Regions from separate parts of the Homo sapiens genome. Here region 1 is linked to region 2. Evidence: chromatin loops called from intact Hi-C (ENCODE). Cell type or tissue: mucosa of descending colon. All regions are shown on one strand. Links, peaks and the distances in the headings refer to the core of each region. The heading gives the core; the rest is flanking DNA. Region 1 holds the start of SPATA20 (spermatogenesis associated 20). Region 2 holds the start of LOC124904029 (a long non-coding RNA gene).

Region 1 (10,296 bases), core at 1,341-9,340, 400 kb after region 2:
TGGGGCAGTCATGGATGTAGTAGTTTTCGTAATTCGCAGGGATCAGTGATGGGCACTGAGCAGGCTTGATTCTCACACACATATGCAGTGGCCTGGTCTTCCAACCGTCGGAGGGTACTCAGGAAAGGCAGCTGGCGGGACAGGAAGCTCGAGGGGTCCCCATCAGCCAGAATCAGCACCTAGGGCAGCAGCAGAGCAGGGAGAGTCACCTGCCGGGGTGGGGTCACCTGCCCATTAGAAAGGCCCACTGGGAAGTTCCCTCTTCCCAACATTCTGAGGGGAAGGAGATGTTGAGGAGCTGAGGATGGGAGGGGGCAGCTCTGGGGAGGTGGCAGATTGGGCTCACAGGGATGGGTACCTTGTTAGGAATGTAGACAGAGTGGACGCACTGCACCAGGGCCTTGGTGTCCTTGGCCTGACGGTCTCCACAGATCACGATCTGACCGGAATAGAAAGGTCACTCCGGTGTGTCAGGGGAGGGAGGGCTGAGCCCTAGACCACCAGGGCTTCCCCATCCTCCTTCCGCCCCACCGTATATCTCTAAGAAGGAACAGGGACTCATCTCAGCTGCCAGGATGAGTTAATGCTTGGCAAGTGGGAACACACACACACACTCACACATGAGAATACCGAAGTGGAAATGTCATACATATACACAATGGTACAGATACAAACATGGGGAGACACACACCCAGAAGACCCAGAGCACACAGAGACCCATTCAGACAGACACAGAGTAGTCACACACACACACACACACACACACACACACACACACACACACAGTAGATGCCCACACAGAGGCAGATACCACACACACAAACACCAGACACACACGCATGCAGGCAGACACAGAGGCAAACCTGCAGATGGGGCATCCACATGCAGACAGACAAACACTCACACCAGCATCCCCCTCAAAGGTAGGTGCACAGACACACACCTCCAGGGTCACACACACCCGGAAGTACACACACACCAGTAACACAGTATGGACAGAAGCAATTACACTGACACCAAGACGTACAGAGAAACACTTCATCAGCCACCACGGACTCATATTAACTTCTGCCTCCCTGTCTGACAGGCCACGTGCCTGCACACACACAGACCTGAGCTCTGGGGACAGCCCAGGAACCCCACCCCCTGTTCCCATCTGCCATCGCAGCCCCAACTTCCCTCCTACCCGAGGTCCCAGCCCAGATGCCCTCACCCCCCACCTGCTTGAGGGTCTGCTGCTGGGCTGAGAGGGCGCGGACCATCTCGGGCAACGCCACCGGGACACGACGCATGCGCTCGGAAAAGGCGGTCAATAGGCACACACACTTGTCCATCCAGTCCTTGTGGCCCGTGAAGCCATGCAGCCGGAGCAGGTTGTGGGCTGACACGGAATTGGCGCTGGGCTCTGCTCCATCCTGGTCTACAGCACATAGGGAGGCAGGGGGTGGGGGTAAGGGCAGGTCACTGAGTCCCAGGACCCTGCCCAGGACTGTATCCAGGGCCACTTGGGGGACGGGACAGAGAAAAGGCCCTGCCCATCCTGCCCCTTCCCCGCTCTGGGTGTGGATGCCACTCCAGCAGTTATCAGTACTTTGCTGTCTTTTTTATGGCACCCTCCACTCTACCTGTCCTAGCCTCAACTGTTGGTCTCCAGGCTCCCTCCTCGCTGCTGATGCCTCTGTCCAGCCACTCAGCTGCTCAAGCTAGAGCGGCATCATCCTGTCCCCTTCCTCTCCCTCTCCCTCCGCTTCTAATCCATCTGTGAGTCTTGCCAGGGCTGTGGCCAGAAGAGATCCAAATCTCACCATGTCTCCCCATCTCATACTTCCACATCCTCTGAGCCTTCACCAATGCCTGCCTGGACTGAACACGAGTAATGGCCTCCTAACTGGTCGCCTGTTTCCCCCACCCCCACTTCTCTCCATCAGTGGTCAGAGTGACCTCCTTAAAACCATACCAGAGCAGATCACAATCCACTTAAAACCTCCTTGCCAGCCGGGCATGGTGGCTCACACCTGTAGTCCCAGCACCTGGGAAGCCGAGGCGGGAGGATCACCTGAGCCCAGGAGTTTGAGACCAGCCTTCTTTTCTTAGGAAAAAAAAAAAAAAAAGACGGCTTCCGTGCCCTGCCGGCCTCAGCATTCTCCTCGGTGCCCTCCTGGAACACGCGGGCCCTGCCTGTCCTCCAGGATACAGGCTGCCTGCACCAGGCCTGTCATGCACTGCTCCCTATGCCTGAACTCTCTCCACAGCTTCTCCATGGCCACATGGCCCCTCTTTCCCTCCAGGCCTTGGTTAAATGACACCTGTCACAGGTGTCCTCTAATCTCTCCCTAGGCTGAGTTGGTCCTCCTCTGTGGTTCTCTCCCAAGGCCCTTTCATTCACTCAGTTAACATTTATTAAGCACTTACAATGTGCCAGAACCACACTAGACCCTGGGGATACAACAGTGGCAGAAAGTCCTGATCTTTGAGGAGCTAAAATTTGAGTTTTGGGAAAGAAACCTTTAACCACAGACAAGGCACATGGGTGATAGGGAGCAGGCACACATAGAGCGTCCTACTTCTTCATGGCACTCACCACAATTTTAACTGCACATTTGTGCATGTGTTTTTGCATCATTACTGCATTTTCGCTGTCTCCCCTACCATACTGTAAGCTTCATGAGGGCAGAGACCAAGTGAGCCTTGGTCAATATCTGAATCCATGGGTGTCAGTTACTGTGCTAAGCATGTTTACAGAACAGCTACATTCATCTTTACATCAACCCTGTAAGGTAGTACCAATGTTAGCTCCATTTTACTTATTAAGAAACAGGCCAGGCATGGTGGCTCTCGCCTGTAATCCCAGCACTTTGGGAGGCCGAGGTGGGCAGATCACTTGAGCCCAGTAGTTTCAGACCAGCCTGGGCAACATGGAGAAATCCCATCTCTACAAAAAATTAGCCAGGCATGGTGGTGCATGCCTATAGTCCTAGCTACTCAGGAGGCTGAGGTGGGAGAATTGATTCAGCCCCGGAGGCAGAGGTTGCTGTGAGCCAAGATCATGCCACTGCATTCCAGCCTGGGTGACAGTGAGACCCTGTCTCAAAAAAAAAAAAAAAAGAGAAAGAAAGAGAGAAAGAAAAGAAAGAAAGGAAGAAAGGAAAGAGAAAGAAAGAAAGAGAAAGGAAATAAAAAGAAAAGAAAGGAACGAAACAAAACACGCTGAGTGTAGTGGTTCATGCCTGTAATCCCAGCACTTTGGGAGGCCGAGGTGGGAGGATCACTTGAGCCCAGGATTTCAAGATCAGCCTGGGCAACATAGCAAGACTCTGTCTCTATTTAAAAAAAAGAAATTGAGACACAGAAATATTACAGCAGCCAAAAATCACGCCATTAATAAGTAGCAGAGACACAAAGCCAGGAGGGCTCCTGCCCACACCAGCTCTTCACCCACGCTGCACTTACACCTCCCAGGACCCCAGACTAGCCCTGCACCCCCACTGACCGTCCTTCAGACGCAGGGGCAGGCCAGCCCCCAGCTCAGCCTCACTGCAGAAGTAGCCGCCACCCTGGGAGTCCCAAAAGAGCTTGTCCTGTGTGTCCTGCAGCCGCAGAGCCCACTCGAGCCACGCACTCTCCTGTGAGGCCTCATACAGGTCCAGCAGGCCCCGCACCACGAAGGCGTAGTCCTCCAGGAAGCCCCAGCAGGGTGGGTTGCTGGGGGACAGGCATTACGGGAGGGGCTGGGGAGAGCCCCAGGAGAGAGGGCCTTTCCCAGAGGAGGCCCTTTCACGCATTTGTTCACTTAACCCTCCAGATGAACCCTCTTGGGCAGGTGCCATCAGCCCACTTCCCAGATGAGTAAATGGGCCCAGGGAAGCTACAAACTCACAGCAAGCACCTGGCAGAGCCAGGACTGGAGTCCACATGGAGGGGAGAAGTAGGGCAGAGGTAGGCTGGGGACGCGTTGGGGAGACGGGCCCTCCCGGTCTACCCAGCCCCCAACCTGTGCTCCACAGTCCCCCCAGGGCCGGTGTAGCAGGTCCGCATCAGGCGGCCACTGGCCACATCAAACATGTGCCGCTTCAGGAACTTGGCACCATTGGTGGCATAGTTGATCAGCCTGTCTTGGCCCAGGACAGCCCCAGTCACAGCATAGCCTGACACCATCAAGCCTGGAGCCAGGAGAGACAAGTAGTGGTAAGAAGCTGGCCAGGACCCTCCAGGCATGTCCACCCTATCACCTTAGGCCCCAACACCTCCCTGGAGCCATGGGTGATCCCTAAGATCTTGGGCTCCAAAGCCAGACATGGCGGGGTTCCCAGCCCTTGCGCGTGACCTTGGGCGGGTTACTCAAGCTCCTTAAGCCTCTTTTGTCAACTGAGAATAATAACGCTAATCAAGGGAGAGTGAGCATTTAGCCGCTGCCGGAAAGACAGGGGCTTTGTGAAGGGGGATCCTACAGACAGGCTCGGTCTCAGGTGTGCTGCCCCACCATTCCAGGCAGCCAGCATCTTGCTGTCCAGGTGCGGCTTGGGCCGATGCTTCCGGGCCTGGAAGAGCTTCTCCAGCCCTGAATTGAGCAAGGTCCGCACGGCCTCCACATCCAAGCCAAAGCGGGCAGCAGTCAGCTCCAGCGAGTACCGGACGGTCAGCACATTCTGGCCCTGCAGCTCCCCCTTGGGGTCCTGAGGAGAATGGCCTTTGTCTGCGAGCTCACACGCCTGGCAGGCACCAGGGCCCGTCAGGTGACCCCAGAAGTCCTCACCTGACTGGGGCTGATGTTACCAGCCTCTGTGAGGCCGTAGTGCTTCATGAGGAGCTGGCCTGAGGTCAGCGGCTCGGTGGCACCCAACACAGGCTCCGGGAGGAGCTGCTGAACCTCTTTGACCGTCCACACATAGTAGGCGCCCTCTTTGGGCCGCTGGCCCCGCTCTGGGGGCGAGTCTGCATCTTCTGCGCTATAGAAGCCTCCGGACTGTGGGGAGGGGAGAGTTGGCTGGCCCCGGCCCACAGGGCAGTGGAGGCCCCAACCCCTCCCACAGCCAGGCCTGCCTGCCACCATGGACACACACCCGGTGGCTCAGGCTCCGAGCCACGTACTGCAGGATGCCTTTGGCCACGTCAGAGTAGAATTCATCACCAGAGAGCTAAGAAAGGGAAGAAAGGAGACTGTGAACAGAGAGGTCACTGGGGAGGCCCAGGTGGAAGGTGGCAACATTCTCTGAGGCAGGCGGGGGAGGGAAGCCTGGGTAGTGGGTACATGGGAGGGAACAGGGGATTCAGATTAAGAGAAGCCACAGTCACCAGGAAGGCCTTGGGAGGGGCAGCCAGAGTGAGATGCCTGTTCTCTGGGCTGGGGTCAGGGGTCACCTGGAAGGCCTGCGAATAGGCCACAGCGAGCTGTGCCTGGTCATAGAGCATCTTCTCAAAGTGAGGGACGTGCCACTGGCGGTCTGTGGAGTAGCGGTGAAAGCCCTGTGCGGATACAAAGCTGGAGGCCAGTCCCAGCTTCTGCCCCACCCCACAGCCCCCTGCTGCCCCTCCAGGGAACACCCAGTGCCCGTCACCTGCCCCACATGGTCCCGGATGCCCCCGTTAGCCATCATTTTCAGGGTATGCAAGGCCATCTGCTGGGCCCGAGAGCCATCCTGAGTCAGTCGATGGCTGAGCCAGTAGGAGAACAGGAAGCTCAGGATCACTGTGGGGGCACCAAGAACATGCAGGTGAGAGAATGGGAAAGTGGGGACAGAGATCGGGGTGGTCAGGAGGCCTTGGGCCAGGCAGAGGCTGGGAGTTCACTCAACAGGCAGTCTCTGGACAGGCTGTGAGGTCAAGAGTCAACCCACAGGACAGAAGGTAATAGCCTAAGCCAGAGGTCAGAATATCATTGGTTCACAGAGGACCAGTAAGTTACTTGTCCCCCTAGAGCCCAGAATGTCATTAGCCAAGTCAGGGTCACTGGGTCACTGACCAAGTCAGGGGACAGAAGGTCATCATCTAGGTTAAGGTGAGAGGGTCACTGCTGACACCAGCAGTCGGGTCTTCACCGATAGCTACCGACAGGCTAGGGGCAAGGAGGTCACTGCCAGTCAGGAGGACAGGAAGCTATGGGTGAGGCCAGGAGCCAGTAGGTCCCTGACCAGCATAGGAATCAGAAGGCCAAAGCCTGGGCTAAGGCGGGCGTGGGGCACTGACCCGGCGTGGGAAACTTGGGGGCCTCAGCGAAGCCACCGTATTCCTCATCATAGCCCTCATCCAGCTGCTGGAAGCAGCGATTGTTCACGGTGGCGGCAGAGGGCGGCAGCTGGCGGTCACCCACGCTGATCTCTGATCGGGCCAGCAGGGCAGTGGTGACACGCTGGCTATTTTCTAGCAGGGTGTTCTTGTTCTGTTTCCACTGCGGGAGGTGGGGGCACACCTGGAGGTCAGCTAGGGGGAGGGGCTCTTGTTTCCTAGTCCCCCACCCTGGTCCCCCAACTCCCGGAGGCACACCCACCTGTTCTCGTATTCTCAGCAACACTGTGCGGAAGCCGACTCGGGTCAAGCCATCCTCAGGAGGGAAATAGGTGCCCCCGACAAAGGGCTGGAGGTTGGGAGTCAGCCACACATTCATGGGCCAGCCCCCGCCGCTGCTGGTGGCCTGGCGGAGAGAGGGCGAGGGTGAGGGGAGCTGCTCTGAGCCCATGTGGCGCATACACTCCCGAGGAGGGCTGCTCACCTGCACGAACGTCATGTACACCTTGTCCACGTCAGGCCGCTCCTCACGGTCTACCTTCACACTCACAAAGTCCTCACTGAGCAGGCGGCCAATCTCCTCATTCTGGAAGGACTCCTCTTCCATCATGTGGCACCAGTGGCAGGTGGAGTACCCGACTGAACAGGGCCATGGGGAGAGGTCAGGGGGCCAGCAACGGGTCAGAGGGAGGCTGGCCAAGTGGCCCTGGCTACATGGAAGACGTCCTGGCCTCTAGTCTCCTGGAAGACCCGCCAGGCCGAGAGGACCCTCCCCCATCCACTGCCACTCCCTGCCCACACCCCCACATCAGGGAAGGTGGGAGCATTACCTGAGAGGAAAATCGGCTTGTTTTCCTTCCTGGCCTTGTCGAAGGCTTCCTGTCCCCAGGGGTACCTAGACCCAGCAGGGTGGGGCATCACTCAGTAGCCCAGGGGGTCTGGGAGGGGCCCAGGACCCCAGCGATTCCAGGCAGGGCCCCAGGAGAGGTGCTCACCAGTCCACAGGATTGTAGGCATGTTGTAGGAGGTATGGTGACTTCTCGTGGATCAGGCGGTTGGGGACCCTCTGGGGTGTAGATGAAGGATGGCTTCCTTTCCCTCCAGCAGGCATGGGCACTGAACTACTGACCGTCGCACTTCGGTCCTTGTCCCGGGAGGAGCTACCCCTGGCGAGGACTGGTGCATCAGGCAAGCCAGGGGCCTCCACCCACCTTCTCCCAGGCCCCCCAGCACCTGCTCCATTTCACTCAGCACCCCAGTAGGACCCCTGCTCCCAGCCCAACCCACCTTTCTGAACCATGGGGGAGACTGTGGCCTTTGTGCTCCCCCTTATGTTTTTTGGGGGGTGAGGAGAGGTGGCTCATTGGGGGCTCCTTGCCAGGTTAGTCTCCCCCAACCTCCTGGGCCTGGCGGTGGGAAGGATGGCTGTGAGGTCAGGGCGGGTCACAATGGGCAGAATGGTTCTTGGGGCTCCATTCTTACCCCTCCCCAGGCCCCTCCCCCGGCCCTTCCTGGAGCAGCTGCTTGGAGGCATCTCTCTGGCAGGCCTGGGTGTGGCCCCACTGGAAGGCAGCCTACTGTTGGTGGCTGGACAGGCCAAGATCAGTAGGGTCTGGGACTCGACCAGGTGAGGGACAAACAGAGGAAACCAGACATGGGGACTCCCTCACTCAGCGCCCACCTGCTGGGACTCCTGTGGGGCCAGGTCCTGGGCCAGACTCCAGGACACCTAGGGAATCAGAGACCTCAGGGAGTTCAGCCTGGAAGTGGGACTGCAGGCAGACCTAAATAACGAAAGGTCCATGCAGCAATAAAGGACTGTGACAGGGCACAGGGTACTATTGGAGAAAGGCCCTTGACCCAGCATCCAGCACTGGGGTGCAAGGAAGGCTTCCTGGAAGCAGTGTCAGAACAGTCCCTGAGGAGCTGGCACTGCACTGGAAGGAAGGGGAGAGGAGGGAAGGGATGAGGACGGGAGAGGAGGGGAGGAGGGCCTTACAGCCAGAGCCAGGTCTCAGGAGCAGACCGGAGGTGGGGTGGGGGAAGGGCCAGGCATGCAGGGGTGGTCCAGACTGGCACTGGGGACCGGTGTCCGGAAGACCCTCCACTGGGCCCGCAGGCAGGCGCAGGGAGTGCCCTAGGGGCCCGCTCGCCCGCCCGTACCTGCGGCTCGCGGCGAGGCCTGCACCGGCGCGGGGCAGCAGAAGGACGCGGCCCAACCAGGCCCGCGCGCCCAGCATGGCTGCTCGGGGCCGTGGGCCCGGCCGCTGAGGACAGGAAGGGAAGTCAGGAGGCTGCGAGGGGCGGGCCGGGCACCTACGGAGCCGCGGGCGGGTCTTCGCCGGGACTTGGGACAGTGTGGCTGGTCTCCGAGCGTCGCCCTGCGGCGGAGCGCAGAATTGCAGATCAGGCACCCGAGCCTTGGGAGGACCCATTCTGTGCATAAAACTGGGCTCTGCCCCTGCCTGGGGAGGACAGCCCTTCTCAAGGGAATAGGGAGAGTTGTGGGATCTAGGGCTGGGAGATGCTAGGGACATGGGATGCCAGAGCTTCAGCTCATTTTGTCCAACCCCTGCCCATTTTACAAATGAGAAATGAGATCCAAGGCGAAGGCGTACCTTGGCCAGGTCCACCAGCTAACAAGGTTTGCTTTTTGCAGCCTCCTCGTCTCTAGGTCCTACTCAAATCCTACCCACTCCAGGAAGTCTTCCTTAAATAATACTGATGAGCCCATTTTATGTCTCATAGGTTACACATGGCCTCATTGGCTACATTCAGCCAATATTTATTAAGTGCCTGCCGCCTGCCACTCTGCAAGGCACTGAGTATACAATGGTGGGCAGAGAGAAACAAGGCTCCTGCCCTCACATGGCTCACAGTCTGTTGAGAGCGGCAGATGCTAATTCGACAGCCATACCGATAAACACCCACGTGACAAGTCCGTGAGGGTATAACGTAACAAGTGACCTGATCTGGTGGAAGGGGCAAAGGATGAAGGCTTCCCTGAGGAAATCACATTTGTGAAGCCATGGAGAACGAGAGAAAGGAACTTGGAGGGTGCTCAGGGGGAGTGCTGGGGAAGGAGGCAGAGGTACAGTTTGTGCAAAGGTCCCGTGGCTTGTCAGTGAGTCCGGGCTGAGCAACTGCAGAAAGAGGGAAGACAGGCAGTAGATGAGGGCAGAGGCAAGATCTTGGAGACACTCGTGAACTGTAAGAAGGGGATTTTTATTTTTTGAGACAGAGTCTCGCTCTGTCACCCAGGCTGGAGTGCAGTGGTGTGATCTCGGCTCACTGCAACCTCCGCATCCTGGGTTCAAGGCTGGTCTCGAACTCCTGACCTCAGGTGATCCATCTGCCTTGGCCTCCCAAAGTGCTGGGATTACAGGCATGAGCCACCATACCCGACCCCATTTTTTTTTAGCCAGAGTCTCACTCTGTTGCCCAGGCTGGAGTGCAGTGGATCTTGGCTCTCTGCAACCTCCACCTCCTAGGTTTAAGCGATTCTTGTGCCTCAGCCTTCCAAGTAGCTGGGACTACAGGAGCGCGCCACCATGCCCAGCTAATTTTTGTATTTTTAGTAGAGACGGGGTTTCGCCATGTTGCCTAGGCTGGTCTCAAACTCCTGACCTCAAGCGATCCATCTGCCTCAGCCTCCGAAGTGCTGGGATTACAGGTGTGAGCCACCGTGCCTGGCCAGAGAAGGGGATTTTTGATGACAGTAGAAGCAAGCTATTGAAAGGCTTTAGTCAGGAGGGTTACCAGTTAGATCTGCGTTTTGGAAAGATCCCACCAGCTTCCCAGTGGAGAATGAACTGGAAAGGGGCAAGAGTGAAAGCAGGGGCAGATAGGAGGCTATAGCAGCACCCAGGGGGAGATGGGGGAGCAGAGATGCAGAGAAAGGGATGGGCTGGAAGTCGGTCAAGGAGGAAACGTCGTCAGGATGGGCGGCGACAAAGAAGGCGGTGTCCAGGGTGACTTGCAAGGTGGGGCCGTTCCCTCAAGAGAGGGCATGGGGTGGGGGTGGGGGGACAACTCATGGGGTTCATTGTGGGACCTGTGGGTTTGAGATGTGCA
Region 2 (14,943 bases), core at 6,944-14,943:
GAATTTCCAATTTATCAGAATGACACTATACAAAAGAAGCCACATAGTTTAGCTCCTTGCTTTTAACCACAGAACATTCACTCCCACCCACAGACATAAAGGAGTTACGGAGCTGGGCGCAGTGGCTCACACCTGTTATTTCAGCACTTTGGGAGGCTGAGGCAGGCAGATCACTTGAGGCCGGGAGTTTGAGACCAGCCTGAGCAACATGGTGAGACCCCCATCTCTACAAAAAATTTTAAAAATTAGCTGAGTATGGTGGTGTGGACTTGTAGTCCCAGCTACTTGGGAGGCTGAGGTAGGAGGATCACCTGAGCCCTAGGGAGGTTGAGCCTGTCTCCAAAACATAAGAAGTTATAATTTGATTTGAAGCACCAAAGGAGAAGTGGACCAAATAAGCCCCGGCTCCGTGGGAACAGCGACTTCAGTTAGAAGCTGCAGTTCTCAGCTAGGCTGGGAGAGAGAGGCATGGCCAGAATCACCCCGGGAGCTATTCACAGAATAAACATTTTTTTCTTTTTCTCTCCTCTCAAGAATATCAGACTCTATTGGGGAACATGGGGAAACAATTACCAGGTGATTCTGATCCTCCCATTGGGAACATCTGCCCAAGAGGAACTCAGGCTGGGCACGGTGGCTCACACCTGTCATCCCAGTGCTTTGGGAAGGGAGGTGGGAAGTTAATTGCTACATTAAAAGCTTAAAGGAAATATTTTATTTCCTATTAGTCTGTATTCACGTGTCAGGGCTATTTCCTGATTTTTTTTTTTTTTTCTAGAAAAAGCCATAACCATTTAGTTGTTATCATGCCTAGCTTGCATTTGCATAACATCTGATAGTTTTTTCTGAAGTATTTAGCCTATAAATTCATAGTTGATCTTCATGGAAACCCCCTTTTTAGAGTGTTACAGCTTTCAGATGATCCAGAGGCCTAACCACAGATGTGGCCTTGCCCACTGGTAAAGAGGTCCGACTGAGACAAGTAAAGGCTCAGGTGCCTCAGTGGGCGGTACAACAACTGAACACTGGAGGCTACTGCAGGTGTGTTGGGACAAGTGCCACATCTCAAATCAGGAGACTTGGGTTTGAATCCTGGATCTCCTGTTTCCCAGTTTTGTGACCCTTCAGTCACAGTTTCCTTACTGTCAGAAGAGTAACACCCCCAAGGGTTCTTGCCACCTGGCCCTGCTAGGCACTCAGTAGCAGACCTGAGGTTCCTAGATGCCAGGTGTCTGAAGATGACTATGACACTCTCAAGGAGACTGGGCTAGTCAAGGAAAGCAGATGCGGAAATGGTGACGTGATCAAGTGCTGTGGCTGCATATTAGAAGCAGTAGTTGAACAAATGATGTAGGTATGGTATCTACTTTGTAATGTGATAAAAAGAAAAACTGCCTGCAAGTCCTGTTGAATGCAGAATATTCTTATCTCTATTCTATTTACCAGGGTTCCAGGCCATGTCTGTCCTAACAGAACTGTGTTAGGAAGCAGGGGTCGCTTGGGCCTATTGGACCTTCTGGGGAATACTGTTCTCTGTTGTCCCACCCCACCCCCCCCCCATTTTAAGGAAAAGGAGTATCCCGTGAAAATTAAACACAAGATAATTCATACTCTCTTTTGCATCTAAGAGTTAATTTCATTCCTATGCAGGCACATTGAGGGGCATACTGAAGCATGAAAGAGTGGTAAATTTCACATTTTCAGATGTCCTCAAAACATTTATTCAGTATCTGTTGCTCATAATGCTTTATGACAATAATTAAACTCACAGTCACTGCATATAAGTGGGTAGAGCAGATAAAAAGGACCAAATAAGATATTAGCATCATCAGATGTACAATGGTGTGGAACAGTGGCAAGGATGGTCGTATGCTTCTCTACATGATTAAAAAGCTTAGCATCACTCCTTCTAAGCAAGAATGCAAAATTCTGGCTCATATATCACACCAGAGGGGTCTTTGGGAGAAAGGGCTGTCACCTTGGGGTTCCTGAAACATGGCTTTAATGTGAAGTGGGATTAAGATTTTTTGTAGGACGTCTCAGGTACAGAGATACCCAAAGAGACTGGAATGGTGTTTCAGAAACTTGGATTTCCTCATCAGTTGTATTGTCATGATGGTCTCTCATTCACAGGATTGTTGGAAAGAACCAATGAGATCACATAAAGATGTAGTACTCGACAGTTAACAGATACTTGTATGCTTCCCCCACAGAGGCCTCGATTTATTTTCCTGCTATTCTTTCTCATCAAGCTGACTTTCCCCTGCGTTTGGCCAGCCCCAGACAAGTGACAGTGGGTTTGAGTTCCAAATTCAGGAGAGCATTTTCAGCTGTTTGCCTGTTGGTGCATTTTGGCCTGATAGGCTTCTGAGCAAGCAGGCTTTTACTATGTATGCCGTCTACATTTCTGTCTTGGAGAGTTTGCCTGGGGCTGTTCATAAGGAACTAGGAGCAGAAATCTGGCATGTGATTCTTACAGACATCTCAAACGTTGATCCTTCCTGAAGGAGCCTAGCTGGAGAAGAGCAGAAACGGGGCAGATGCCTCTAGGCAGGCCTTGACTGATTTAAAGTCCCAGTCCTGGGCTTCACTCGATTAAGGGTTTATCAGACCTTCCCACCCATATTAAAGCCATGTTTCTGGGACCCCGCAGTGACAGCCGTTTCTTCCCAAAGACCCCTCTGGTGTGTTAAGATGTGAGCTGGAAGTGAGCAACTCAAAAACCAAGTCATGGTAAAGAACTGTAGGTTTTGGGGCCAGGCTCGGTGGCTGGCTCATGCCTATAATCCCAGCACTTTGGGAGGCTAAGGCAGGAGGATCGCCTGAGCTCAGGAGTTCAAGACCAGCCTGGGCAACAAAGTGAGACCCCCATCTCTACAAAAAAATAAATTAAAAAATGTGCCGGGCATAGTGTCACGCACCTATAGTTTCAGCTACTCAGGAGGCTGAGGTGGGAGGATTGTTTGAGCCCAGGAGGTTGAGGCTGCAGTGAACCAAAATCATGCCACTGTACTCCAGCCTGGGCGACAGAGCAAGATCCCGTCTCGAAAAAATAAGAAGTAAAAAGTAAGGCCAGGCATGGTGCCTCACGCCTGTAATCCCAGCACTTTGGGAGGCCAAGGCAGGAGGATTGCTTAAACCCAGGAGTATGAGACCTGCCTGGGCAACATAGCAAAACCTATTTTAAAAAGAAGAAAAAGAACTGTAGATTCTAGTCCCTCCCTACCACTGCTCCATCAAAAGTCATCTCATCTCTCTGAGTCCCCAGTTGTAGTTGTCCTTGGGGACAAGCACGGACTTGGCTTGGATGCCCTGTAAGGCTATGTTCAAGGTGACATCCTTTGAGGGTGGGCCGTCTCTTCCATTGCAACTTGGGTTGTGTGGACTAGCAGCCTTCATGCCCAGCCAGATCCCAATAGTCACAAACGTGCTCAGATCCTTAATGGAGAGAATCATGTAGCCTGCACCACTTGGTACAAACTGCTTTGTTTGACGCACCAGTTTGTCCCGAGGCATCGGGATGAACCCTTCCATGAATGGGAGGAATGTGTCTTAATTAGGAAGAGAGACACTGTTGAGTTCTCTGGGTCCTAGACTTCCTTTGGGTCTTTTCCTTCTTGAACCTTTTGGAAGTCTCCAAAAGGCTACTTTAGGATGGCATTAGAGCCTTCGGGGAGCTTCTCCCAAGGGCCCCTTTGGCAACTAAGGTGAATGGCTGAGAGGTGAAGATGAATTAGGAGGATCCTTGGCTTTCTGCCACCACCCACTCCCAGAGCAGGAAAGGGGTTGGGGAGAGGAAAGCTGCCTTGCTGGGGAGAGACCCAGCTCTGCTCCCTTTTGAACACACGGTGGCGCCATGTTAGTGTTACCTTTCCTCCCTTCCGCTTGCCAGCACCCAGAGCCTACCAGCCCCTCAGCCCTCCTCTTCATCCTCAGTGGGCTGGCGAACCCTGCATGACAGCAGGCCAGACCAAGGAGGGTGCTGCACTACGGAGGGTCAAGTTGTAGAGCCGAGGGAAGCAGTTCACTTTACTAATAATCAACCTGAGACCAAGAGTGGCAGCAGAGGTGGGACTAGAATCTTGACTTCATTCTGTGCATTTTCCACTGGCTGCTCCAGATTCTCATAGCCCTGGGTTCTTCTCAACCCCTTTCCTTTGCCAGGGGCAGGGAAAACAGCTTCTCTCAGCCCCCATCATGCGGCCCATAGCCCAGGGACCCAAGCACCTAAAGCCTGGGACCATTGCTGAGGTCAACAGGGTTGATATGGATGAGAGAAGAATTGACCCAAATGAAAGAAGGGGCCAGGCACGGTGGCTCACGCCTGTAATCCCAGAACTTTGGGACTCCAAGGCAGGCAGATCACCTGAGGTCAGCAGTTCGAGACCAGCCTGGCCAACATGGTGAAACCCCGTCTCTACTAAAAATACAAAAATTAGCCGGGTGTGGTGGTGCACACCTGTAATTCCAGCTATTCTGGGAGGTTGAGGCAGGAGGATCACTTGAACCTGGAAGGCAGAGGTTGCAGTGAGCCGAGATCACACCACCACACTCCAGCCTGGGTGACAGAGCGAGACTCCATCTCAAAAGAAAAAAGAAAAAGAAAAAGTAAAAAAAGGATGAAAGAAGGGAATCTTTAAAAGCATCCACGCTATCAATTTCTAGTCTTTGAAGTTTCAGAAGAATTTCTGCGGCTGCTGCTTCTGAACAAGGCTAAAAGAAATGTCACGGAATCAGCTTAGTGAGTTGCTTCAATGGAAACTTCATCCAAGGCCGATAATAAATAGCAGTTACATAACTCAGCAGGTCACAGCACTAACTAAGCCCTTTGTAGGCCATCAATCCACATTTATTTCCTGGATTTTATAACTGCTGCTGAAAGGGAGAAAAGGAGGGGCTGAGGATTAGGGGGAGAGAATCTGTGTGCCTGGACGAAACCTCCAAGCCTATTTTCCAGCCTCCTCTCCCATACGCCACCTCTGCAGCTAACTCTCAGGGGGACGTGCCGAGTTCCAGCACATCCAGACACTGTGGCTCCATGCCGGGAAACCAGACCCCTGTCCCAGCTGCCCTGAGTAGCCAAGAGCTTTAGGCTGGTCATTTTCTCTCTGTCCTGTTTTCTGTAAAATGACAGTTGGGCTAGATGAGTTCTAGGATGCTTTTCTGCCCCATGATTCTAAACATTAGGACAGAAGAGTGGGTACCATGTTTGTTTCCCTCACTCCCATGCCCCAGTGTTAGCTGCAAGATGCTGTTGGATCCTCTTGATGGAGACGGGGGAAGAGCATGATCCCAGCCAACTGACACATGGCACAGCAAGGGGGCAGGAGGGTCAAGGCTGCCCTGGCTGGGATGGGGAGCTGGGAGTGCACAGAGTAAAGGGCCCTTGCCGCCTCGGCCTCACTGTCCGGACACCCACATGAGCCAGAGCCAGCATGGACTACACAGCTTCCATGGGCACAGGGGAGTCGGCATAGGCCTGGAGGAAGGGGCGCCTAATAGTAGTGTTCACCATTCTCAAGCCTGGGGAGTTTGATGCCCAGGTTCAGGGCTGTTCCAGAATGCTTAGGTGGGTATGAATGCCCAAAACTGCAGCCGACAGGTCCCAGATGCAGCTTCTGTCTCTCGCCTCTGCTGGGGTCATGGGAGACAGCTCCCCCAGTCTTCTCCACCCTTGCCCAGCCTCCTGTGCAGAGCCACAGGCAGATCCTACCAGCTGGGAATGTCCAGTATGAAGCAGGTTGAGGAAGGGAAGGGCCTGGGGAAGAAATTCACTGGGGAAGAGGGAGGATGTCAGAAGATTTGTGGCATCAGGAAATGACAGGAAAGCCGGAGGGGAGTTGGAGTGGCTGGAGAGGTGAGAGTCCCTGGGCAGAGCCTCTGGTGAGCAGCCTTCGGGTCTGGGTCCGGGGCCCCTTTCCTTCAGGGCCCGGCCGGGCAACTTGCGGGGATGGGATAATGCCTTAGGGAGTCCAGGAGCCCCAGCCCAGACTGCCCCTCTTGGGGTGTGAAGCCCCTGCAAGGGCTGAGTGGCAGAAAGCAAGGGTGGCCGCAGCCACTGAGCATCCCTGGGAAGGGATGGGGCTGTATAGAAGGGGCACCTGGGGACAGGTGGGCAGTCACAGTGTCTCAGCCCGCTGGGACTCACAGCAGAGCTCATCTGTAGAAGAGAAGGTAGAGGTCAGATGTTACATGGGAGGAAATTTCCAATAAAGACAAAAGTGCTTCCGCGGAGAGGGGACCTGGAGATTGGGACTCTGCTCATACTCGCTTCGCTGCACGCGGTCACTGTGGTGTCCTTGCATCCCTCTTGCCCCTCCCTCAGCGCTCTGCCCTTCCCCAGTTCCTGCTGCTTCCTCTGCAGGAACAGCTGCATGTCTGGGCTTGTCAGGGAGTCAGCTGCGTCTCCAGACACAGACGCAGGAGGCCCAGCACCACCCCCAGCCTGATGCCGTCACTGAGGTTTGGAAGGTGGTGGTCTCCTCCCTGTTAAACTGAGACCCAGAGAGGGGGAGTGTGTTTTAATTCCCCAGACCCAACAAGTGAGTAGTGCCAGAAAGGGCCCTCGGGGTCCCATCTCTCCAGGCGGCCTCAGGTCAGTTCCCTCCCGCTGTGGTAGCCTCATCAGCTAATTCTGCCTCTGTTGGATCAGCCAGCAAGGCAATGCTCAAGGGGGCTGGGTGGCGACTCCAATTTGGGTGCACCAGCCAGTCCCAGGGGTGAAGGCAGTGACTTATTTGGGAATTATTTTTGTAGAGGAGACACTTGACTCCACGGCTGTTGAGGCTGAAGCTACCCAAGTGACCCCTGAGCTGAGTGGCAGGGAGGGCTGGCGGCTCCTGGACTCAGCTTCACACCACCTCCCAAGGTGTTCTCAGCCATGCCCCTACCTCTGCACAGGGCCACTCCTAAACAAATCCTCCTGCCTCCCTGGAGCTTGAAGGAGGTGCTTTGCCTCCCATCCTCTCCGCAGTCTCCTCTCCCCTCGGGGATTGGTCACGTGGAACCCTGTTGGAGCCTGAGGGGTGAGATGGTGAGTGCCCAGAGGGCAACGGTGGCTGGCTCCTTCCAGAGCCCACTTTTTCTTTCTTTCTTTCTTTCTTTCTTTTTTTTTTTTTGTTTCTTGGGACAGGGTCTCCCCTCTGTCGCCCAGGCTGGAGTGCAGTGACACAATCATAGTTCACTGCAGCCTCAACCTCCCAGGCTGGAGCTATCCACCTACATCAGCCCTCCGGGCAGCTGGGACTACAGGCACACACCACCACACCCAGCTAATTTTTTTTTTATTTTTTGCAGAATCAGTGTTTCGCCATGTTGCCCAGGCTGGTCTCGAACTCCTGAGCTCAAGTGATCCTCCTATCTCAGATTCCCAAAGTGCTGGGATTACAGGTGTGAGCCACCATGCCTGGGTTTTCCTTGTTGATAAATGAGCATGGGATTGTTCTAGAGAAACTGTGCCATGAGCTGGGTGGGACAGGAGCATCAAGATCATTTCAGAAAGTTCTCTCGTGAAAGCCAAAATATGTGCCTACTCCACCTCTGCCCGCTAGCTACCATGTCCCAGGCCAAAAAGTCCTTAGGAGAGGAGAATCCCATGCAACTGTGGAGTGTGTGCTGGGCCCAGTCCTGGGTTCCTCATCCATTGCCTGCCTTAATCCCCAAGGCGGCTGTGGGGCACAGATTTCCCCATTTGACAGGACACCTCAACCAGCGGTTCTCAACCTCACTAGTACTGACATGTGAGGCTGGGTGCTTCTTTGCTGTGTGGCCTGCCCTGTGCATTATAGGATACATAGCAGCATCCTTGGCCTCTGCCCACTAAATGCCGGTAGCATACCCAATTTCTCCAGACATGTTCCTAGGGGGCAAAATCGTCCCTACTTGAGAACCATTGTCGTAGACAGTAAGTGCCAAGGACTCCAGGATGGGCCCTTGTTTGAACCTGGATCATCCAATTCTAAAGCCTGTCCACTTGCTTTTCTTTTCTTTTTTTTTTTTTTTGTGAGACAGAGTCTCACTGTGTTGCCCAGGCTGGAGTGCAGTGGCATGATCTCAGCTCACTGCAACCTCTGCCTCCCAGGTTCAAGTGATTCTCCTGCCTTAGCCTCCCAAGCAGCTGGGGTTACAGGCTCGTGCCACCATGCCTGGCTAATTTTTGTATTTTTAGTAGAGGTGGGGTTTCACCATGTTGGCCAGGCTGGTCTCGAACTCCTGACCTCAGGTGATCCACCTGCCTCGGCCTCCCAAAGTGCTGGGATTATAGGCATGAGCCACCACGCCCAGCCCACTTGCTTTTCTTCCTATTGCCTTTTTGGGAGTAAAATCCTTTTTGAAATCTGATGACAGCTATATGATCCTTATCCTGGAACAAGGCTCCTACCTTCAATTTCAAGGAGTTTGTGGGTACCAGGTGCTCATTCATGGAGAGAATATTAAGGACACCTGCCCACAGGGAAGCAGAACCAGATGGGAAGAGGCTGAATCAGCCTGCCCTCCTTCCTCTGACCCCTGTGTGATCACCCTGTGACTGGGGTGCGGTGTGTGTGGGGAGAGGGAGGTGAAGGCGGGATTGCCAAAGGCAGAGACATCTGCCCTTTTTGGACAGCTGCCATGTGAGCACGCCCCTGTGTGCCCTGAGGTGGGCAGCTGTGCCAGCCCACGTGCCGAGCCTCACTCATCACCTTGCAGATGGGTGGCCCTGACTCAGCTGGCTGGATACCAGCTGTGGTTGTCCCATCCCAGAACATACTTCCTGTGACTGAGTGACCACCACACTTACCCAAGCATACCTGCCCCTGAAAGCAGAGGAAGGGGCCCAGAGGACTCAAGAGCTGGCCTTTTGTTCTGAGTTCTAGAATGCCGTGATGGTGGAGGAGGGGAGTGGAAGAGCTTCAAGATTTCAGGAACTTCCAAGTCCCTGGCTTTGTAGCATGTTGTAAAGACACGTGGGCCTCAGTTTCCCTGCTTATAAAATGAGAGCATTGGACTGGATGATTTCTAATAATCCATACCCATTGAGCATTTCTTTTTTTTTGAGACGGAGTCTCGCTCTGTCACCCAGCCTGGAGTGCAGTGGTACGATCTCAGCTCACTGCAAGCTCCGCCTCCTGGGTTCACGCCATTCTCCTGCCTCAGCCTCCCGAGTAGCTGGGACTACAGGCTCCCGCCACCACGCCCGGCTAATTTTTTTGTATTTTTAGTAGAGATGGAGTTTCGCCATGTTAGCCAGGATGGTCTCGATCTCCTGACCTCGTGATCCGCCTGCCTCGGCCTTCCAAAGTGCTGGGATTACAGGCGTGAGCCACCGCGCCCGGCCCGAGCATTTCTTACGTGATAGGGTCTTCATGTCCATTCTATCATTTAATTCTTTTTTATTTTATTTATTTATTTATTTATTTTTGAGATGGAGTCTGGCTCTGTCGCCCAAGCTGGAGTGCAGTGGCACATCTCAGCTCGCTGCAACCTCCGCCTCCTGGGTTCAAGCGGTTCTCCTGCCTCAGTCTCCGGAGTAGCTGGGACTACAGGCATGGCTAATTTTTGTATTTCTAGTAGAGACGGGGTTTCACTATGTTGGCCAGGCTGGTCTGGAACTCCTGACCTCAGGTGATCCTCCCACCGGGGCCTCCCAAAGTGCTGGGATTACAGGCATGAGCCACCACACCCAGCCTATCATTTAATTCATGCAATGCCCTAGGAGAGAGGGGCTGTGATTATTAGCCTCACATTACAGCTGAGGAAGCTGAGACTCAGAGAGTTTAAGTAACTTGCCCAGGGTCGCGAGGCCAGTAAGTGGAAGAGGGGTGGGTCCCCTGCCCAGGTCTGACCCAGCAGCATCGTTGAGGATGTCAGTGACGCAGGTGAGAGGCTACGAGTGTCCAGGAGAGTAATGCAAGGGTGACCTGCGGAGGGAGGAGGGGCAAGATCAGGCACCCCGCCCAGTGTGGGGAGCGGCTGAAGATGACTCGGAGGTTTGGAGGGTGGCGGTGCTATTAATAGAAATAGGGAAGTCAGGAGGAGGAGCCGGTTTAGGGCTAGAAGATGATGAATTCATTCTTAGGCATGTGGACACGGATTTGCTGACAGTGGGACCTTTAGGCCAAGATCCAGCCACAGTTCAATTAGGAAAAATCAGCACCTACGAAGTACCTCTAAACGCCAGCAACAGCCTTACCAAGATCAAATCCCCAAACCACTCACACGGCAAGGCTTCCCAAGTCACTGGCTGTGGGCTGAGGCTGCAGTGATGAGTCTGCAGCAGCCATGCCCACGGCTCAGGTTCAAGTCCTGCACTGACCACTGGGGGTCACCGCTGGCGCGCAGACCTGGTGCAGCCGTCCAGGGGGTGCCTGCGGCAAGGCCGACCTAGGGGAAGGGGCGCAGTGGGTTTCAGGGAGCCAGGCTCCCCCTCGACAGGGAGGCAGAGATCTCTTCCTCCTCTTACAGGGGTGGGAGGGAGAGAGGCTGGCAACTGCTTCTTCCAGGCTGTCATCTGGCAACAGTTTTCAGGGCAGCCTGATTAACCTTGAATCTAGTTCTGTTGACGTAGCACCAGGGGAAGGGTGAGGGAGCAGAGCCCCCTTCCCTGAGTTGGCAATGAAGCTCTAGGGGCCTGCCTGGGGGACATCGTGTCCGGGGCAACCGGGGCAACCAGGGCCTGCGACCTGGGGCAGTGGAGCCTGGGAGCTGAGTCCCAGCTGTTCCAAGCCTCATGTCTCCCCTGGCATCTGCGTCAGCAGCTCTGCCCTTTGACTTTTAATTCCCAGGAGAGGAGGGTGGAGGCAGTCTTGGCCATCGGGACTAATTATTTGTGATTCGATTCAACCAGCAGTTTATTGGGGTTTGGACTGGCTTCCTGCTCTCCTCTCAGCCTCCCACACCCCAGCTTTATGGCCCTGTTCTCCTTCGGAAGCTGAGAACAGAGAGCAGGAGTGGCTCTGCAGCAGACACCCCGGTTCCTCTTGGTCTCCTGATCTCGGGATGTCCTGTGGGAAGTTAAGCTTATAAAATGCTTTGAGTCCCTAGAGAGAGGTGGCCCCAAGCTCATGCCCAGCCCAGGCCCTGGGCCCTCCTAGGCCGGCCTCCTGTTCTACCTGGGCTTGTTCGGACCTGTCCCCAGGTGGGCCGGGCTGGGCCAGGAGAGGGGCGCCAGCCTCCCAGCTGTCCAGGTTAGGGGGTGCAGGGCTCAGAAGGGATGGGGGTGGAGCAGGCACCGTGGAACCTGCGAGGCTCCCAGGCCCCAGGGCCCCTGTCAGCGTCTACTGTCCCTCTATATTCGGCCACAGCGTTATTGCCATGTCCTCTCGGGACAGGCAGCCAGCCCGACCCATGATGTCTCCTCCAAGGGCCTGGACTATTTTGGAACCAGCCTTGGGGGTGCTGGGGGAGGCCGAGGTGGGGTTTAAGGGAAGATTGCCTCGCGGCTCCCGGTCAGGGATGAGCAGAGGGTGTGTGGCATGGGGAACTGGCCCCTAGGCCCTTCTCAGAATTCCCAGTACAGTTACGTGAATGTTCCTTCTGCTCAGGTTTCCTGGGGATGCCTAGGCTGGGGCCTCAGGGGCTGAGTCTGGGCAAGAACCCAGCCCCTCCTCCCCCCGGGAGAAGCTTCCAGCTGTTTAGATTCATCCCTCAATTAAAAAACATTGCCCCCCTGTGCCAGGTTTCACCCAGAGCCACGTACAAGCTAGCCCAGTGGGTCTCAGCCTTTCGGATTTCTCACATCACTAACATTTCAAAAAAATAAAAAAATTTAGGATCTGACGTCGTCACCAGTTTTGTTTTTGCGACAGAGCCTCGCTGTGTCACCCAGGCTGGAGCGCAGTGGTGCCATCTCAGCTCACTGCAACCCCCGCCTCCTAGGTTTAAGCGACTCCTGTGCCTCAGCTTCTCGAGTAGCTGGAATTACAGGCGTCCGCCACCATACCCAGCTAATTTCTGTATTTTTAGTAGAGATGGGGTTTCACCATGTTGGCCAGGCTGGTCTCAGACTACTGGCCTTAAGCGATCTGTCCACCTCGGCCTCCCAAAGTGCTGGGATTTCAGGCATGAGCCACCACACCAGCTAGTCACCAGTTTTTTTATTTTGCTGAGTTTGAGGTCATTAAAAGGAAATGTCAAAGGAAAGGTCCTTTTGTGCTCACACACACAGACACACACAGACACAGACACACACACACAGACACACACACGATTGAAAATACAAAGCTCAGATAAAAGGACAGTCTTTTGGATTGAGTAAACCTAGCTTTAGTAAAACCTCACTATATTGTCCTTATTTTTCTCATTTTGCTGCTGGCAGATGAGAACATGGCGATGGCTGGCACTGGGCACCGGCTGAGGGACTTGTGCTCCAGGAACTGTTGGTCTTGCCACTCCTCCGCCTGGGCCCAGTGCCAAGGGCAGCCAGCTCTGCTCCGGGGAACCCCTCCCCAGCACGTATCTCCCAATCTCTCATGCACCGGTCACTGCCACTTTTGCTTCTATCTTCCTGTCCTCCATGCCCCTCCCCCAATATTTGCAGGAGGGGGAAGGTGGGGAGCAGGCTTCACACAGCTCCCAGACTAAAGATGGCACCGCTAGCCGATCACTGCAGCCCAGAGTCCACCCATGGGGAAGTCACACGTCGCCCGCTCCTTGGAGGGGGTCTCTGCTGTGGAAGGTGCTGGTCTGGGCAGGGTCAAGAATTCCAGAGTGGCCACCGCTTCCTGGCCATGGGATCTGAGATGAGTCCCAGAACCTCCTTCCTTGAGCTTCAGCTTCTTGTTCTATAAAATGGGCATATTAACTCCTCATCACAGGGCTGGTGCAAGGGTGGTGTGAGTGACAGAATGTTTGTGAAAGTCCTTGCTGAGCTATAAAGCTTAGGTAGGGGTAGTTATTATTACGATGGGAAACTAGTAAATGGCTGAAGAAAGAGCAGCCCAAAAGCTGACCTCAGCCTCTGGGTACGAAGACAGTGCTCACACCCACCCCCAGGTCTGTGATCTGGGGCCCCTCCAGCCCCACAGAGGAGCAACGCCAGCCTGACCCCATGAGTCAGCAATGCCAGGGCTGGACCACGGCATTCTGGAAGTCGGAACTAGGCCTAGTCTGTGTTGGAGACAGGGTCTGCTGTGTTTTTGGAGAGAGGGTCTGCTTCTGTTGACTTGTAGTGGCCCCACTATGTGGTTATTGCAGCCGACGGCCCCTCAAATTGTAGAGAAGTGTGCGAAGGGCCTCCCCAAGGCGGAGCCCCTTTTGGATGGATGGAGGTTTGAGGATTCAAGGTGTTCGCGGAGGATCGGATTTTAAGGGCTGTCCCCGCCCCCGCTGTGTCACTGTGGGGCAGTGTGGGAAACACGCCCACCCATGTTCCTAGTCCAGTTCACCATTCACTCTAGCTGTGTGGCTGCCTCTCCCAGCCTCAGTTTCCTCATCTGTCAAATAGGGACAAGAGGCCTTACCTTCCAGGGCTGTTGTTAGCTTATTGGGACCCCATGCAACAGTCCCTGGAGGGTTTTCAGTCCAAGGGAGCCCCCTGCAGACCCTCCAGGAGGTCCTCCCCACAAAGGGAATCCAGCGGTCCTGAGGAAGCATGAGCCTGGGCTGCCTCCCCACCCAGAGTGGATCCCCCACCCAGCCGGCCTCCAGCGCCCTGCCCCCTCTCCCCACCTGCTCAGTAGTCTGGTCATGAAGTCATTGCCACCTTCCCCAGCCTGCACCCCCACCACCCCTGCCCCCATGCTGACATCCCATTTGGCAAAGAGGTTGGAAAAGCCGCTGACTCTTCCAGACCCTGAGTTCATTGACTGGTCAGGGCGCATCGGCCACAGGCTGACCATGTGGCCAGAGGGGGGTTTGCAGAGTGAGGGAGTGGCCCCTCCAGGCCTTCCTCCCCTGCCTCAAGCCTCCCCCTGACCACTAAGACACTCCTCCAATATCCGCCCACACCCCAACTATACATACCTGACCTACACACATGTGGCCCACCCCCTACACACTTGCTGCAGACACTCCTTACACCCCTCGTAAACACATGCCAAGCACACACTCCCCTGGGCAGCCACCTACCTACTGAGGCACACCCAGCACACCAGACTCCCACACATATGTGTATGTGCCACTCCCTCATACGCTGGTGTGAGCTGTTGGGCACCACCAGCTACCCACGGCCACAGCTACTCCTGGTCCACCATGGCCCAGCCTCTTGGGCTGCATCAGGCAGATGCACCTGGCCTGAGCCAGGCTCTGGTGGGAGGGTCTCTGGCCTGGGGGGGGTCTCTAGATCAGAGGCACAGGCGGCCAGACTTGAAACGCCTCATCTCAGCCAACCCCTTCACTGCTCATTTGTGGAAACTGAGGCCCAGAGAAGGCAAGGAGTGGTCAGGGGCTGGTCACGTCACACAGGCAAACTCCTCCCAAGCGCCTCCAAGTGTCTGAGAGCGTGGCAGAAAGGCGGGCAGCCCAGGCTCCCTCCGCCCTCAATGCGCTCCTCAAATGTCCTGACTCAGTGGGTCCTCTTCCATGAGTTCTTCCAGGATGACGCCCAAGACTGGGTGAGCTTTTCACCCTCTGCCCTGGGTGCAAGGTCATTTGAAGCTAGGCAGGGGGCACACCCACTGTTGGGCCTCAGCCTTCACAGGCTCAGGATGTTAGTGTCTCACATAGCCTTGGCCTTGCTCAGCAAATACCCAGCGCAGGCTGCAGTCCCACAATGCACTACAAGCCTGGCCCTCCCACTCCCTGCCTCAGTCTCCCTCCCTAAGACTCACCCATCAGGGCCCTCAGCAACTGCCTAGACTGTGGCTCCATCATGGGGCCCTAGGCTCCAGGGAAGGACTCTCTTTCCCTTGGACTGTCAGCTCCACAGGATAAGGATTTTTGCCTGGAAAGGTGCCTGGCACCTAGTAGGTGCCTTAAAAAAAAGCTGTTGAGGCTGGGCAACGTGGCTTATGCCTGTAATCCTAG

The links. Hi-C counts contacts between places; a loop is a spot of excess contacts. Peaks named below come from ENCODE experiments on the same cell type or tissue, not always from the same donor. Only the 100,000 strongest peaks of a DNase experiment are listed, where the experiment ranks them.
Region 1: a loop joins it to region 2, with 5 times the contacts of the local background. A loop is called at or near these places in 46 of 110 quality-filtered maps.

The regions. Positions count from the first base shown.
Region 1 is chr17:50,545,375-50,555,670 of GRCh38, reverse strand. SPATA20 (spermatogenesis associated 20) reads right to left here and starts at 8,497. Exons shown (of 17, transcript NM_022827.4): 1 at 8,386-8,497; 2 at 7,904-7,951; 3 at 7,218-7,388; 4 at 7,053-7,117; 5 at 6,707-6,861; 6 at 6,485-6,628; 7 at 6,184-6,385; 8 at 5,556-5,686; 9 at 5,359-5,463; 10 at 5,061-5,135; 11 at 4,754-4,963; 12 at 4,481-4,673; 13 at 3,992-4,160; 14 at 3,491-3,702; 3 more. The coding sequence starts at 8,462. The coding sequence ends at 9. RefSeq lists silencers at 6,589-6,810, 8,218-8,487. In mucosa of descending colon, for the core only: CTCF peaks have their summits at 4,667 (motif pointing left) and 8,621; DNase peaks (open chromatin) are centred at 4,630, 6,610, 7,760, 8,560 and 2 weaker places; H3K4me3 peaks cover 833 bases.
Region 2 is chr17:50,945,867-50,960,809 of GRCh38, reverse strand. It overlaps LOC124904029 (a long non-coding RNA gene), which reads left to right and starts at 9,279. Exons shown (of 2, transcript XR_007065849.1): 1 at 9,279-9,857; 2 at 10,058-11,757. RefSeq lists enhancers at 5,556-6,236, 6,237-6,917, 5,729-6,928, 8,629-9,130, 9,771-10,297 and a silencer at 10,168-10,462. In mucosa of descending colon, for the core only: a CTCF peak has its summit at 10,284 (motif pointing right); DNase peaks (open chromatin) are centred at 8,609, 9,929, 10,309, 12,369 and 5 weaker places.